4 separate regions of the Homo sapiens genome follow, and all the other regions are linked to region 4. The links are chromatin contacts, found by Hi-C or POLR2A ChIA-PET in ENCODE. All regions are on one chromosome and are shown on one strand. Each heading gives the region's core, a stretch centred on a gene start or an enhancer-like site at or near the end of the contact. The rest is flanking DNA. Distances are from core to core; before and after follow the strand shown.

What was found. A loop is a pair of places that touch in the nucleus more often than their neighbours do. ChIA-PET counts read pairs that join two places held with the same protein, here RNA polymerase II (POLR2A). Pooled maps may share reads with other maps.
Region 1: a loop to region 4 is called in a map of naive thymus-derived CD4-positive, alpha-beta T cell, with 12 times the contacts of the local background. The contact joins the promoter of ZCCHC4 here to the promoter of LCORL in region 4. A Hi-C loop is called at or near these places in 1 of 168 maps with a recorded cell type or tissue (naive thymus-derived CD4-positive, alpha-beta T cell) and 7 of 50 pooled maps. POLR2A ChIA-PET finds 5 or more read pairs at or near these places in 1 of 52 experiments (H1).
Region 2: a loop to region 4 is called in a map of CD8-positive, alpha-beta T cell, with 22 times the contacts of the local background. The contact joins the promoter of ZNF518B here to the promoter of LCORL in region 4. A Hi-C loop is called at or near these places in 3 of 168 maps with a recorded cell type or tissue (B cell, CD8-positive, alpha-beta T cell and naive thymus-derived CD4-positive, alpha-beta T cell), 1 of 37 single-sample maps with no recorded cell type and 6 of 50 pooled maps.
Region 3: a pooled map shows a loop between it and region 4 (30-fold over the local background). The contact joins the promoter of PI4K2B here to the promoter of LCORL in region 4. A Hi-C loop is called at or near these places in 9 of 50 pooled maps.

What each region holds. Positions count from the first base shown.
Region 1 is chr4:25,311,221-25,314,362 of GRCh38, reverse strand. ZCCHC4 (zinc finger CCHC-type containing 4) reads right to left here and starts at 1,589. Exons shown (of 13, transcript NM_024936.3): 1 at 1,427-1,589; 2 at 199-317. The coding sequence starts at 1,553. RefSeq lists enhancers at 1,471-1,530, 1,059-1,935 and silencers at 1,529-1,733, 1,741-1,810.
Region 2 is chr4:10,455,712-10,459,341 of GRCh38, reverse strand. It overlaps ZNF518B (zinc finger protein 518B), which reads left to right and starts at 1,916. Exons shown (of 3, transcript NM_053042.3): 1 at 1,916-2,025. RefSeq lists a silencer at 1,801-2,440 and enhancers at 2,571-2,730, 1,993-2,808, 2,791-2,850.
Region 3 is chr4:25,232,445-25,235,899 of GRCh38, reverse strand. PI4K2B (phosphatidylinositol 4-kinase type 2 beta) reads right to left here and starts at 1,867. Exons shown (of 10, transcript NM_018323.4): 1 at 1,469-1,867. The coding sequence starts at 1,736. LOC105374535 (a long non-coding RNA gene) reads left to right here and starts at 2,035. Exons shown (of 4, transcript XR_925490.3): 1 at 2,035-2,111. RefSeq lists enhancers at 978-1,107, 1,040-1,539, 1,540-2,041 and silencers at 1,328-1,387, 1,428-1,667, 1,768-2,077.
Region 4 is chr4:18,020,193-18,023,575 of GRCh38, reverse strand. It overlaps LCORL (ligand dependent nuclear receptor corepressor like), which reads left to right and starts at 1,821. Exons shown (of 8, transcript NM_001394446.1): 1 at 1,821-1,978. The coding sequence starts at 1,825. RefSeq lists an enhancer at 1,190-1,449 and silencers at 1,500-1,959, 2,280-2,609.

The DNA.
Region 1 (3,142 bases), core at 340-2,839, 7.3 Mb before region 4:
TTGAGACAGTAGTTTAAGATATCAGTAATCAGAGTAAACATGAACTCATTTTCTGAACCAACAAACATAGTATCTCCATCTCTCTTAAGAGATTTATCTTGTATGTTCAGACCGCATATTTTTATTGGTTTACACGTTCTCAACAAAATTGTCACACATACCAAAAATAAAAAATAAATATCCAAAAAGTTGATATACCTTTTCATCTTCCCACTGAAAAAAATTACAGTCTTTTCTATCTCTACAGGCTGAACAGGCATAAAACCTCCGAGTTTCTTCTTTCCCTTGGGTCACCTTTACAAACAGAAGAGTGGGTCCTAGTTCCAGAATAGAAAAAAAAAAAAAAAGTGTCAAGTAATGGTCATCTACGTCAAGTTCTTAGTTTTCGCTGCCCTTAAATAAAATTTGTTTGAGCTTTAGGCACAATTTATCATAATTAAATCCATCTCTTTGGTTGGTTGTTTTTTGTTTTGTTAGGGTTTTTTGTTTTGTTTTCTTGAGACAGGGTCTCCCTCTGTCGCCCAGGCTGAAGCGCACTGGCACAATCATGGCTCACTGAGATCCTGCTTCCTAGCCTCAAGCGATTCTCCCGCCTCAGCATCCCGAGTAGCTGGGACTACAGTTGCGTGTCCCCAGCTGTTTTTCTTTTTTTGTAGACGGAGTGTCATCATTTTTGCCCGGGCTAGTCTCAAACTCCTGGGCTCAAGCGATCAGCCCGCCTCGGCCCCCCAAGTGCTGGAACTACAGGTGCACGCCACCACGCCGGCTTCTCTGTGTTTAATGAATGTTTCTTTTCTCTCTGTTACAACATTCCGGCAGTGACTACTTATAAATAATTTTTGAAAACCGGTCTCTTCAGAAAGAAAATGCTATTGTCGGTACAGTTGCTGTCTACGTTGTGAATATTACAAACCTGAGACTAAAACAAGGAAGGGACTCAGAGAATTGAGGACTTTGACATCTCTTGCGCGGTTACCCTTGCAGTGAAAACCTGAGCTTTGAGCTGGAAACGCCCACTTTCTGTAAGTTAGAGAAAAACTGAGTCTAGTTCGCAGGCAAGAATTACACTGTTTTTCTCCCTAATTTTTTATTTTTGAAGGGAGAGCAAATCAACAAATGAAATCCCCAAGTACTTGTCAACGAGAACTATTCAATACCATGCATTCTTCTCTTTGCCTACTTTTCTGCCCCTTCCCCCCAAAAGAGATGAAATAGTCCTGGAGCCAAAACCACAAGAGTGGAGACTTGCTCTGAATGTTTCTCAAGTAAGTTGAAAAACACCGCGTTCCGAGGAAGGAGTATTTTCTAGGCAGCACACTGGTGAGGGAAAGAGGCGGGTAAAAATACAGGAGCCCCAAAAGCCACTTCCAAGCCAACTCACACCCTCAGCGCCCGGCAGTTAGGCTGAGCCCAGACTCTGACCCACCGTGAGGGCACAGCGGGGCGGGGACGGCAGGATCCAAAGGAAGCACCACCTCCATTCCCGAGCTTCCCCGGCACCCTGCGCTGCCCTCTGCCTCCACGGCTTCAAACCCATTCCTGGAGGCCGCCATCTTCCCGCCGCCGTCCCGAAAGCCTCAGTACGAAACAAGAATGCTGAGAAAGAGCGCCCCCGCGACCCAAAGCGACCCACAGCGCCCCCAGGCGCTTAGGAGGAGCTTGGGCGGGGGCTGCCGCGGCGGAGGCCACGCCCCGAAACGCAGTCCCCGCCCACCTGGGGGCTGCACCTAAGCGGCCCCTAGCGGTGGGGCTCGCAGGTCACTTGCGGGACCTGTGCCATGAGCTCAGCGCATGAAGCACCCTCCTTTCTTAAGAATATAGCCAGGAAGTGAGATGATTCGAACAAAGACTTGGTTGTATTGTAGGTCCAAAAGGCAGCATTACCACCTCTGCCAAATAGCTGAAATGGCTGCAGCAGCTGTGATTTAAGGATCATTCTTTGTTTTTCAAAGTCACAGTCACTGCATCATCCTCTGTAACTTTTGGACAATGCTGAAAGTTGCACATCATAGTTGCATACTCATTGACATTTATACATAAGAAAGAAAGAAAACCGTCCTGATTTGCAGATGACATGATTGTCCACATTTTAAAAATCCGAAAGAATCTATCAGGAAAACACCTCCGGTTTAAACTGAGTTCAGCAAGGTTGCAGGATATGAGATAAACACACAAACATCAACTGGATTTCTAAATACTAGCAATGATCACAAGAACACTAAAAAATAGAATACCACTTACAATCACTCAAATAAATGAAATAGGTGTAAATCTAACGAAATATGTACAGAGCTTTATGTATGCTAAAAACTCCAAAATGCTTGATTAAAAAAAATCAAGGCTGAGTGCAGTGGCTCACACCTGTAATCCCAGCACTTTGGGGGGCCAAGGAGGGAGGATTGCTTGAATCCAGGAGTTCGAAACCAGCCCGGGCAACAAAGCGAGACGACATCTCTAAAATAAATAAGCAATTTTTAAAGTTTTTTAAAAATCAAAGAATAGCCGGGCACGGTGGCTCACGCCTATAATCCCAGAATTTTGGGAGGCCAAGGCAGGTGGATCACAAGGTCAGGAGATCGAGACCATCCTGGCTAACACCGTGAAACCCCGTCTCTACTAAAAATACTAAAAATACAAAAACAAAAAAATTAGCCAGGCGTGGTGGCGGGCACCTGTAGTCCCAGCTACTCGGGAGGCTGAGGCAGGAGAATGGCGTGAACCCGGAAGGCGGAGCTTGCAGTGAGCCGAGATTGTGCCACTGCACTCCAGCCTGGGTGACAGAGTGAGACTCCGTCTTAAAAAAAAAAAAAAAAAATCAAAGAATAAACAAATGCAGAAACATACTGCATTCATAAATCAGAAGACTCAACATAGTAAAGATATCAGTTCTCCCCAGGTTTAATGCTTATACAGGTGTAGCACAATTGCTATGAAAATCCCAGCCAGATTCTTTTTGTACATTTAGACAATATTCTGAAATTTATATGGAAAGGCAAGGGAACTAAAATAGCTAAAACAATTTTGGAAAAAGAATAATGAAGTGGGAGGAATCAGCCTACTCAATTTCAAGTCTTATAGTGCAGTAATCAAGACGCAGCCACATGTCTATGGTTGTAGACGAAATAGTCTCTTATGTTATTTA
Region 2 (3,630 bases), core at 667-3,166, 7.6 Mb after region 4:
GACATCAGCCTTAAAGGTTTCTGCTGAAGTAGTTTCTATTTTTCCTTGACCCTTTTTCAGGCTGTAAACACTCCATTTCCAGACACTCCACAAAGCATTTCATCTCCCTGAATTTGGGCTACTGAAGAGTAAGTTAACAGTCACTTCTATCTGCCAGGGACTGTGATAAGTCCTGACTTGCTTTCTCTTGTTTAATGTTGACAACCCCCTTGGGAGGAAGGACCTATTTTTCACTGAATTTTACATGAGAAACTGAGGTTCAGACAGGCTCACAACTTCTATGTGGCCGAACTGGGATTTATAACCAGTTCTCACTTCAGAAAAACTCCCAGGAGACCCACAGGTACCTTACATCAATTCTGTGTGACTTAAGAGGGCAGAACTGTGATGCATGAGTAGAAGTTATAAGGAGAGTTGCCTCTCCTTATAAAGTTTAGGACAATTTTCTAATGTCTAGACCTCAGATTCTCCAATACTTAGAATTAATAGTTTTTCCTGATGTGGCTCTGTTTGCCACTAGAGATTTTCAGGCAGTGGCTCCTAGTTTGGATTCTCAATGCCTTTCCCAACTTGACCCTACTCTTGAGGGAGACTTTGAACTCTCTGGCATATTCTCTCTGATAGGTGCTATCTGCACATAAATGTGTTTTTCTGAGAAGAGGTTCCTTAGCTTTTCTGAGCCCTAGGAGATAGAAAACCAGGACCCTAGCAGCTCCCTGATCAGGACCGAGGTTAGGAGCACTGCAGCCTAGGGCAGGAAGAAGGATTTGCTCTCTGGGCTGCTATTTTCTCTGCCCAGCTCCTGATACTTTAGTGGTGGAGGTTTTGCCCAGCTGCTGGACTTGTGGCTGAGCCTGTCTTCTTCAACTCCGCTTCTCCGTGTGGCAGTACTGCCCAGGCCCACATCTCCTCCGTGCAGCATACTGGCCGCTGTCCGTGCACGCCGACCTTTGGCCGCCAACAGGAAGGTGATGGAAACCAGCCTTGCCCCGCCCCCGCCTCCAGAGCTTTGAAATAAACTTTAGCTGTTCATCCCGAAGAAACTGTACTTCCCAGTGACGCTGCTCCCATGCCTCAACCTGCCCCTGCTGGAGAGCTGTTTCACTTTGTGGGGAGTCACTGATTGTGCGGGACCTGGCAATATGGTCTTCTTCTTTCCTCTTAGAGGCTCTATTCTAAATATGTCTTCCTTCCGGACCGTAGATGCAGGTGTATCTAGAGGGCAGTTGGCTCGCCCAAAATAGCACCGAAGTCCAGGAGGCAGGAAAGAAACTCTGGCATTAAATGAGCTCACACCCTCTCCAGACTCCCACAGTCATTGTCCCCTCTGACCCTCGCAACGCCCAACTGCTAGAGGAGGCTTTGCGCCTCACATACGACCTTCCCCGTCTTCAGAAATGAAGACACTGAGAGAGGTCAGGGGACTTTCTCGCCAAGGTCCAGCAGCTAAGATGTAAAGGAGTAGGGAGAGTCAGGATTTGTACCCAGGACTTCAAGGCCATCTCCTTCACTGAAGCTCTCCAAGAAGACGAGTTTGGAGGCTGAGGACCTGAGCTCCTCTTCTCTCGCTTTCACTCACCCACTGCAGGACTGCAGGCTCCAGGGAGGCAGGCGCCAAGGCCGCCCTCCGCGGGACCCGGTACAAGGCAGGCGCCCCGGGATGGCAGACTGGGCCAGGACCGAAGCCGAATCCTTCTTTTGCCTGCGGCATGGCTAAATGTGGACCTCGCTCGCTACGGTGCGAACGTGTTGGGTCAAGCTCTAAGCCCAGAAGTGGGGCTCGGCTGGGTCTGAGGCTCCCCGCTCTGGACAGCTTAGAAGCCCGGCGGGGGCGGGCGCAGCCTTAGAGACCTCAGGCGCCGGCCTCGCTGGAGCCGCGCCGCCGCTTCACATTGCGCACGCGCGGGGCTGGCGCGGGCTCCGCCCCCCGGGTAGGGACCTACAGCGGGCGCGGCGCCGGCGGTCTGCGGCCGGCGGTGTAGACGCCCCTTCGCCGGGACCTGGCACCCGAATCCGGCCTGCCGGGTAAGTAGCTGAGCGGGAGGGCGAGGGCCCCCGGATCCGCGTGTACGTGACCGAAGCGCCAGCTGCGGCCGGGTCGTGGGGGCGCGCGGGGCGGGGGCCTGACGGGGCCAGGCCGGGGCGGGTCGAGCGGCCGCGGCCCCGCGTGCCCGCGCTGAGGGCTGGCGTCGTGGCAAGTGGCACCGGGTAGGCCGAACGCGGGCTCCGGCTGGTGGGCGTGGGGCACCGGCTGGGGTGGGGGCCCGGGCCGCGGCTTGGCGCGCGTTGAGCAGGTACGCGGGCCTGGCCTAGGGTCGGGGTCCGGCCCGGCGCCCCCAGCTCGCCTTTGTGCGCCGCGACCCCGCGGACTCGGCCGACGCGCCGGGGCGACCGAGGCGGGGGTGGCAGCGTCCCGCGGGGCCGTTCGTGTGGCGCCGCTGGCCCGGCCTGCGCTCCCCGCCCCCAGCGTTATGAAGGATGCCTCCTCCGAGGGCTCCTACCGTCCGCGCCGAGCAGGAAGTGTCGTCAGGAGGCCATTTTTAAAGCCTCCTGCGGGCCTCGGAGCTGAGCGTTGACGGTTTTGGTTTTCTTCGGTTGGAAGAACCCCGGCCTTCCCTCGCGGCGAGCGGGACGCGCCTGGGAGACGACGATGCGCCCGATGCACCTGGCCTCGTCCTCCGAGCGCCCAGGCTCAGGCGCGCTCGCCTCGGATGCTGCCTGCCATCGGGGGAGCGTGCCGACAATAAACTCGAAAACCAGCCTGGCATTGTCTTTCCTTGAGAGGGTCAGGGGTGGGCTCGTCCATCGAGGTCCTGCGCATCTTTTACGGGGGGCGAGGACATAGGAGGTTGAGAAGAGATGGTGAAGGTTTGAATTGTTCCAAATGCTGATGTCATTGTGGGACCTCCCCATACCGGCCTGCCCGTCTTATCTTGGTGTCTTTGGGGTTTGGGGCTCTGTAAAGCCAAGAAATTGCAGGGTTCAAAAGAATGAAAGTTTCTTAACCAGAAAGGAAAAGCCAAAAGAGCGAACGGGAGAAAACACTTAAGTCTTTATAAGTTGGGTAGTTAATGTATCCCGTTACAATACCTCTGACTTTAAAAATTGTAATAATGAACGATTTATCAACGTAACATTAAAAAAAAAAACTACAGAGCATTATGTCCTATTTAAAAGTACAAATCTACGTAGCTAAACTCTAATGTTGTGTTAGACTCTTTAAACCATCTTAAGTTTAGACTTGAAATCACCAAGAATTAAGACAAACCTGGGTCTCTAGAAGCTTGCAGTACTCTTCTACAGTAGAGCAGAGACTGAGGATGGGAATACATCTCTTTTCTCTCTCTTGAGTCACATATGCAAAGTTCAGCCCAGCATATGATGTCAGTACACAGCCAAGGGTTCAGAAAATATTGTTTTAGAAACCAATGTTATATACTGTTGTCTCTTTGAGTAGAATACAAATAGTTCTTTTTTAAAATTGTGTGATATTGATATCTTTAACTAGGATGCAATTTTTAAAAGTTACTTTCATCTTGGATCAAATTTAGCCTTCAAAAATAACACTTTTTTGCGTAGACAGTTTGCTATGCTGATAACATTCATTGCAAATGCAATTTGAAAAGAGCA
Region 3 (3,455 bases), core at 618-3,117, 7.2 Mb before region 4:
TGGGATTACAGGCCTGCCATCTCGTTGACCTCTCGCTTTGATTTTTTTCTAGCCTTAATACTGTTTGTTTATAAAACACCTCACTTTCACAGAACAAGTGCATTTTGAAGGCTTTAGGCTCTTTTAAAAACCCAGGTACACAAGGTAGCTTACACAAGGTAAGGGACAGAAAAAGGCAAGCTAGCTATTTTACAGACTAAATTCTAAGTAACATATACCCAAATTGCCAATGTAGCTAGGCAAATGCAGACCCGTTTGTGATCTGGTTTCAGCTTCACGTTGTTTGGTTAAACGTCAATGCATCCATCAGGTAACATTATAACGGGAGCAGACGTTGGTTAAAGCTTAAACAATCAGACAAACTGCTCCCCTTGGGATTCTCTGATTTATTTACTCTAGAATATGCCTGAATGTAGCCTCTAGCTAGAACTTGAGTGACCGATTCTATCCAAAATTCTTTAAACTGTAAAGGACACATTAGTGTACCACTAACAGTACATTTAAAATCTAACAATTCCAAAAAAAACTAAGCAGTGTTAAAGAAACTTCCATTTTCTGTGGTTTTTAAGTTGTCATGTGTGAAGCGATAAACCAACCGGGTGCACAACATCTCATTTAATCCATCCTCACAACCAGCAGGGAGGTGTACCATCGCCTTTTTACAAACAAGTCTGTCTCACCTCTAGCTGAGAGTCTTACAAGTCTCTTGCTATTTCCATCACATTTGTCTAACTCCATTCAACACGCCAGAAAAACTCACTTTATTAATAAATATCCAGGCCTGCACAGCATACCTAAATTTAACCTTCAACATCATTTCAACTGCCCTGTTTCGCCTGAGGTTATCAGTCCGCTTAATAGCGAAAAGAGGTTTTTCGTTTTGGTTTTCTTATGTATTAGAAGTAAATCAAGAAAGAGAAACTAAACTGTAAGAGGGCAGGAACAGACTTTCAACTGCTTTTGCCCCCTGTGGCTAACTTCATAATAACAACATTTAATAGAAAAAGGTTTTGAAACGTGCCCCAGTGGCAACTGGATATTCTGGCTGTCCATCTCTCTCCTGTCATCCACTTTGCAAATTCACCACTCCGGGAACTTTCCTGAGAGTTCAAGGTTCTTAATTCAAAAGTCAAGTCCAAACTTGAGCAAGGACTTACGTCATTTTACAGCGTTAACCTCTCCCCAGTGTCGGTTTCTAGAAGTTTTGACTCACTTTGCGGGGAGGTCTAAAGAATCGGTTTAATGACAACCACTGGCCTTAGGAGAGGGAGCTCCCGGAGAAAGAGCGAGCAAGCTAGGTGCCCGCGGTGCGGCTGCGGCTGGCGCCGGTCCGAGCTCGGGAGCTGCTGCCCAGCGAGCGGGGAAAGCCCGTCCACCTCGGCCAGCGCGCGCGGGAGACAGGACCGAGCCGGGCGACAGGGGCAGCCGCCCGGAGGGGCGCGGGGAGTGGGGCAGGGCCGGGTCGCACCTGAAACCGCGGGGCGGCTCCGGTCCAGCTCGGCGGACGAACTCCGGGAGACCCCCACGTCCCCGGGCGGGAGGGGCAGCTCCTCGTCGCCGGCCTCGCCCTCCTCCCCGGCAGCGTCCAGCAGCCTCACGGCGCTGCCTGGGGCGCCTCTCCGCGGGTGGGCCCAGGCGATCCGCGGTAGCAGCGGCTCCCGCTCCCCATCCTCCTCCTCCTCCGGGCTCCCGCCGTCCGCGGACGCCAACCGGTCGGGCTCGGAGGGATCCTCCATGGACTCCCTCTGCTCCCTCCGCGCTGAGACCAGATCAGAGCAGCCAGGTGCCAGAGACTGGGCTCTGCATGGCGCGGAACGGGAGCGACCGGGTAGAACGGACGCCACCTCACCAGCGCACGGGCACGCTTGGCGCCCGCCCAGCGGTTGTCCCGCCTCGCCGCCGGCCGCGCCCCACCTCGCGCCTCCGCCAGGCACCACCCCCGCGCCTGCGCAGAAGGGTCGTGGCGGCGGCGGCGGCGGCAGCGGGGCACGTGGGAGTGAACAGGGGGCGGGGCTTTTGAGGGGTCAGGTGGGGTGGGGCCGCCACCTGCTTCCGTGAGCGCGGGGAGAAGCTGGGCACAGCTCGCTTTACTCCCAGTGGAGGGCGGGAAGGTGAGTAATTTTCAAAGAGGTGCCCTCCTGCAACCAAAAGCGGCTTCTCCCTGACAGAATTCTCTCTCAGAGTTTACCATAATCTGTAACTATAGATTTAATTGTATGACATTTCTTTCCTCCAGTAGACGTCCAGGAGGGCAGGGACCTTGTCTTTGTTCAGATATTCTTGATAGTGGCAGTTTGTATGTTTTCTTTTTCTGACTAATCTAGCTAGAAGTTTATCAATTTTTAAATCTTTTCAAAATGTCATGTTTTGGTTCCATTGATTTTCTGTTTTCTGGTCCATTGCCTTATTTTGCTCTTTATTGCTCACTTGAGTTTTGATTTCCTCTTCTTTTTCTAGTTGCTTAGAGTAGAAGATGATTGATTCTGGATCTTTCTGCTTTTCCAATGCTAGTATTTTAAGGCTATAAATTGCCCTCTAAGCACTGCTTTAGCTGAATTCTCCTTTTTTTTTTTCTTGGTGGTTGTTATTTTTGAGACAGGGTCTCACTTTGTTATCCAGGCTGGAGTGCAGTGACACAATCATAGCTCACTGCAGTCTCAACCTCCTAAGCTCAAGGGATCTTCTCAGCTTTAAACTGTAGAAGACACAGTAGCTGGAACTGCAGGTGTGCACGACCACATCCTGTTAATTTTTAAATTTAAATTTTTTGTAGAGATGGGATCTCACTGTTGCCCAGATTGGTCTTGAGCTCCTGGTCTCAAGCAGTCGTCCTGCTTCAGCATCCCAAAATTCTGGGATTACAAGCATAAGCCACCTTGCCTGGCCTGCTACTGTGCTTTTGTTTTCCTTCAGCTGAAAATAGTTTTTAATTTCCTTTATGATTTCCTCTTTGACCCTGTAAAGGAAAATAAAAATCTCAGAACCACCCCCCACCCCCAACTTGTTATGTCAAAGGGAGAGTTAAGCCTGGAGACTGAAGTCACTCAACACTACAATGCTTTTCCCAAATGGATAGCTGTTACTTCCCATAGTTGTATTAAAACTTTATATGTTAGCCAGACCCTCCTCAAAATGCAAAAAAAAGCCTTATGCATCTCAGTCTCAGGATGACTGTCCTCAACAAATTAATCATAGTAAATTCTTTACTGGCCCTTAAACCTTTCAAGATGTATATCCTTCCATAAAACAAGGACGTGTCAATTGTATAACTTTAAGTCTGCAACCTAAATCAAACTGGTACAACTAAAGTCTGTTAAATTTCACATGGATAAATTCAGTTACAAGCTTATCTTCCCAGATGCAGAACAAGGATAAGATCAATCATTCCTTCACCTGAGATATCTGTATAATTAACTTCCTTTACTCCATTTTCTTTGAATATTCACCTTATCTTA
Region 4 (3,383 bases), core at 572-3,071:
CCCTCCTCCTGCCACCCAGAGATGAACATGTAGATAATCAGGAAATAGTTTTTTGTTGTTGTTTTAAGCCACTAAGATTCTTGGATCATTTATTACTGCACCATAATTTTTCCCATCCTAACTAATGTAGATTACTATAAAAGTGATCAGGAAAACTGCAAAGGCTGATCATCGTGGCAATTGTGAGTGGAAGTGGTTAACTAAAACCATCCACTGACAATTCCAAAATCACCTTCACTAGTGATTTCACCTGCACTCCAATTGTGACCGTTCTAGAAAAGGTGATTATGCGTTCAAACTTTATTATTTTTAACTTATGAAGATGCAAAATTACATCTTCACTACTGAAGTCATAATGAGCAAAGAAATACTTTCTCATAGGAAGAAAAAGAAGGTGGATAAGGATAAGCCACAAAACAGGGAAGGTGGTACTGAATTCAGAGTTTATGAGATTTCCAAGAAGAATTAAACATATTTCCCACAGACTTGTGAATAAATTTCCAGAAATACACAGTACTTCTTAGCAAACGTTGGGTAGCTTAGCTTCGGCTTGATAAACTGCACTTATACGGAAACAAACGCACAATCGCTCTGGTGCAAAAGTAAAAACTGTGATTGGAGTCTGTATTTAAACGTAAGATTCCTCTCTAGCTCTCTCTGAAGAAGTTATTTTCTCTAGCACGTGGTAGAATTCATTCCATTAACCTTTGTAAAGTGCTTAATCCCGTGTCACGCACTGTACTAGGGTCTAGCGAGTGACAGATGTCACGGTACAGAGATCTCAGTGGGTCGCTGCCCTCCAGGAGCTTATAAAGAAAATTTTCCTTCTGCAGTTTTCAGCCGGCTACACCCAGTCCCCTGCAAGTAATTTTCAGTGAAAAAAACCCGCATCTTTTTCCTAGTCCTTGCAAATATTCTGGCTTTCCGAGATCTCTTCGCCTTGAATACCGAAGTCACTCCGGGATCTCTCTCTGGACGTTTGGCAGTTATTCCAGATGTAGCCGAATGACCGGCTTGCCCTTTCCCTGCGGAGTGACAGGAAGACAGCGACCCCGGAAAGTTTCCAGCACTTAAAACGCAAAGCGCAGCCTGAACCCACAAGGAGCCGACAACTCTTGCGGCTTCCACCACCCTTCTATCGCGGAGCCTAAGGAAGCTAAAGCAGTCGGGTCAGACCCGGCCACCGGGCAGCGCATGGTTCCGGGCGCAGGGAGCGACAGACTCAGCCCCCCAGCGGCGCGGCGCAGAGAAGTTGCAGGCCAGCCTGCATACCCAAGTGCGGGGGGGAAGAAAAACAAACAAACAAAAAAAATCCTTTCTTCTGGACTACAATGACCGGCAAGCAACGCGCCACGGCGCCAAGTTCAGCTTCGGGATCCTGGCGAAATGGAGCCTGGGAAGTGAAGTCTCCGGACTGTCGGAGTCCCGTAGTGAAGGCAGAAAGTAGGCGTTGCTAGTCCGCTCCACTAGCACGCCGGTTCCTGGCTGGGCTCCGGGTCTCTCGCTCCCGCTCAGGGTTTTCGCGGGCGGCGGGAGCGGTATGGCTCGCCTGAGTAAACTCCAGCGGGAGGGGGAGGAGGGTAGTGGGTGGGGAGGCGGGGTCAGCGGAAGCGGCAGGTTGCTTCCTTCTCCTCTGGCTCCCTCCCCGCCTCTCCCTGAGGGAGCGGTGGGAGGGGGAGGGCAGGGCAGAGGGAAGGTAGTGACACGTGTCAATCAACCCCCCTCCGGGGGGCGCGCGCTCCGGGGCTCGCGCCGAGGGCTCGCGCCCCTGCCTCGTGCCTGCGCTGCTCGTATGTAAATGAGGGCGCGTGACGCGGGACGCAGATGGACAAGGGAAGAGAGAGAATGGCCGCTGCCGCCGCCGCTGCTGCCGCCGCCGCCGCCGCCGCTCAGTGCCGGAGCCCTCGGTGCGCGGCGGAGAGAAGAGGATTCCGGCGGGAACTCGACTCTTGGCGCCACCGCCTCATGCACTGTGTAGGTAAGAGAGACGCGGGCCGGGGCCCCGGGCTCCGCGCGGCGACCGCTGTCGCAGCCCGAGGAGTTTGTGGCTGAGGGGTTTAGTTGAATCTCCCGTTCGGGTTAGTTCGGTGGGGGAGCGAGATGGGAGCGGCGCGGCGCGGCGGCCCCGGCGCTCGCCTTTTGTCTTGCGGGCTGCTGGCCCGGCGCGGTCCGCGCTCCTTCGCCTTCCCAGCTCTTGGGCTCCCCGGGAACTGTTAGTTTGGACCCGCTTGCTGAGCCCCCGCGGAAGCCGCCCGCTCGCTCTCTCCCCGAAACTCCTCGGCGCCCGTCGCTGCCCGCCGTCGCCCGCCGTCCACCCTGACAGGACGGAGGAAGCGGCCCGGTGGGTCGGCGCCCTGGCGGAGGAGAGCCGGCGGGCAGGGCGGCCGGAGGAAGGCGGGCTGGTCCGCGCCCCCGCCGAGCGCACACACACCCCCTTGTCGCCGCCGGGGGCCGGGTGAGCAGACGCGGCCAGTTCCCGGGGACCTGGACCTGGAGACCCACGGGCACTCGCAGGGCGGGGGCCGCTGATGGGCCGGCTGGGGGCGAGGGGCGGCGGGGGCGTCGTCCGAGGGGCGGGGGGCGCCCAACTCTGCCCTCTCGCGCTCGGCGGCGGCGCTGTGTGTACCCCTTTAAGAAGGAGCCGCTTGAGCGCTGACGGTTGGGATTTGAAGTTCTTCCTCCCTCTTTGGAAGTCTGGACGGATGGGGGGTGTTGCCACGGCAACGACACCCTCCCCCCCGTCTGCTTGCGGACGCCCCGACGACTCTGGTCCTCTTTCACTGTCATGTGATGGACTCTTCCTTACACACACACACACATATACACGCATACGCATCGCCCTCCCCACCTCCCATCCCCATTCAACTGCAATTCCCTCTTTTTGGTTGGATCTGAATCGTTTTGCCTCAAACTTCTGGGCTTGGGGCTCTCACCCTGTGGATTGTTTAGGGTGACAGGAATGGTGGGACTCCCGACCTTGCTGCAGTCGCTTTTTTTTTTTTCTTTTTTTGCCTAAGACGAATGCATAGAGCTGTTATCCAGCAGGTTGGTTTAGTGGGCTTAGAGGGGCGAACACGGATTATGGAATGGGGCGCGTTGTGGGTGTTTGTTTTGGAAGGGGGTTATGGGTGGGAGTGTAGGGGAAGAGGTAGAAAGGAAGGTTGTATTGTGTAAGCAGTGGATAGTGGCAGCAGCTTGCTCTACTGGCGAGTGAATCTTGGCATTTGGAGTTGGGGAGTAACCCTAGTGTCTTAAGAAAACAACTCTCTTACCTTGTTTCCATCTGCTCTGGCACCACCTCGCACCCCCGACCCCGCCTCCCATGTATTTGGTTAACGTCTTAAGATCTTTTTTTGACTAGTAGAGAAGAGATCGTATTAGGT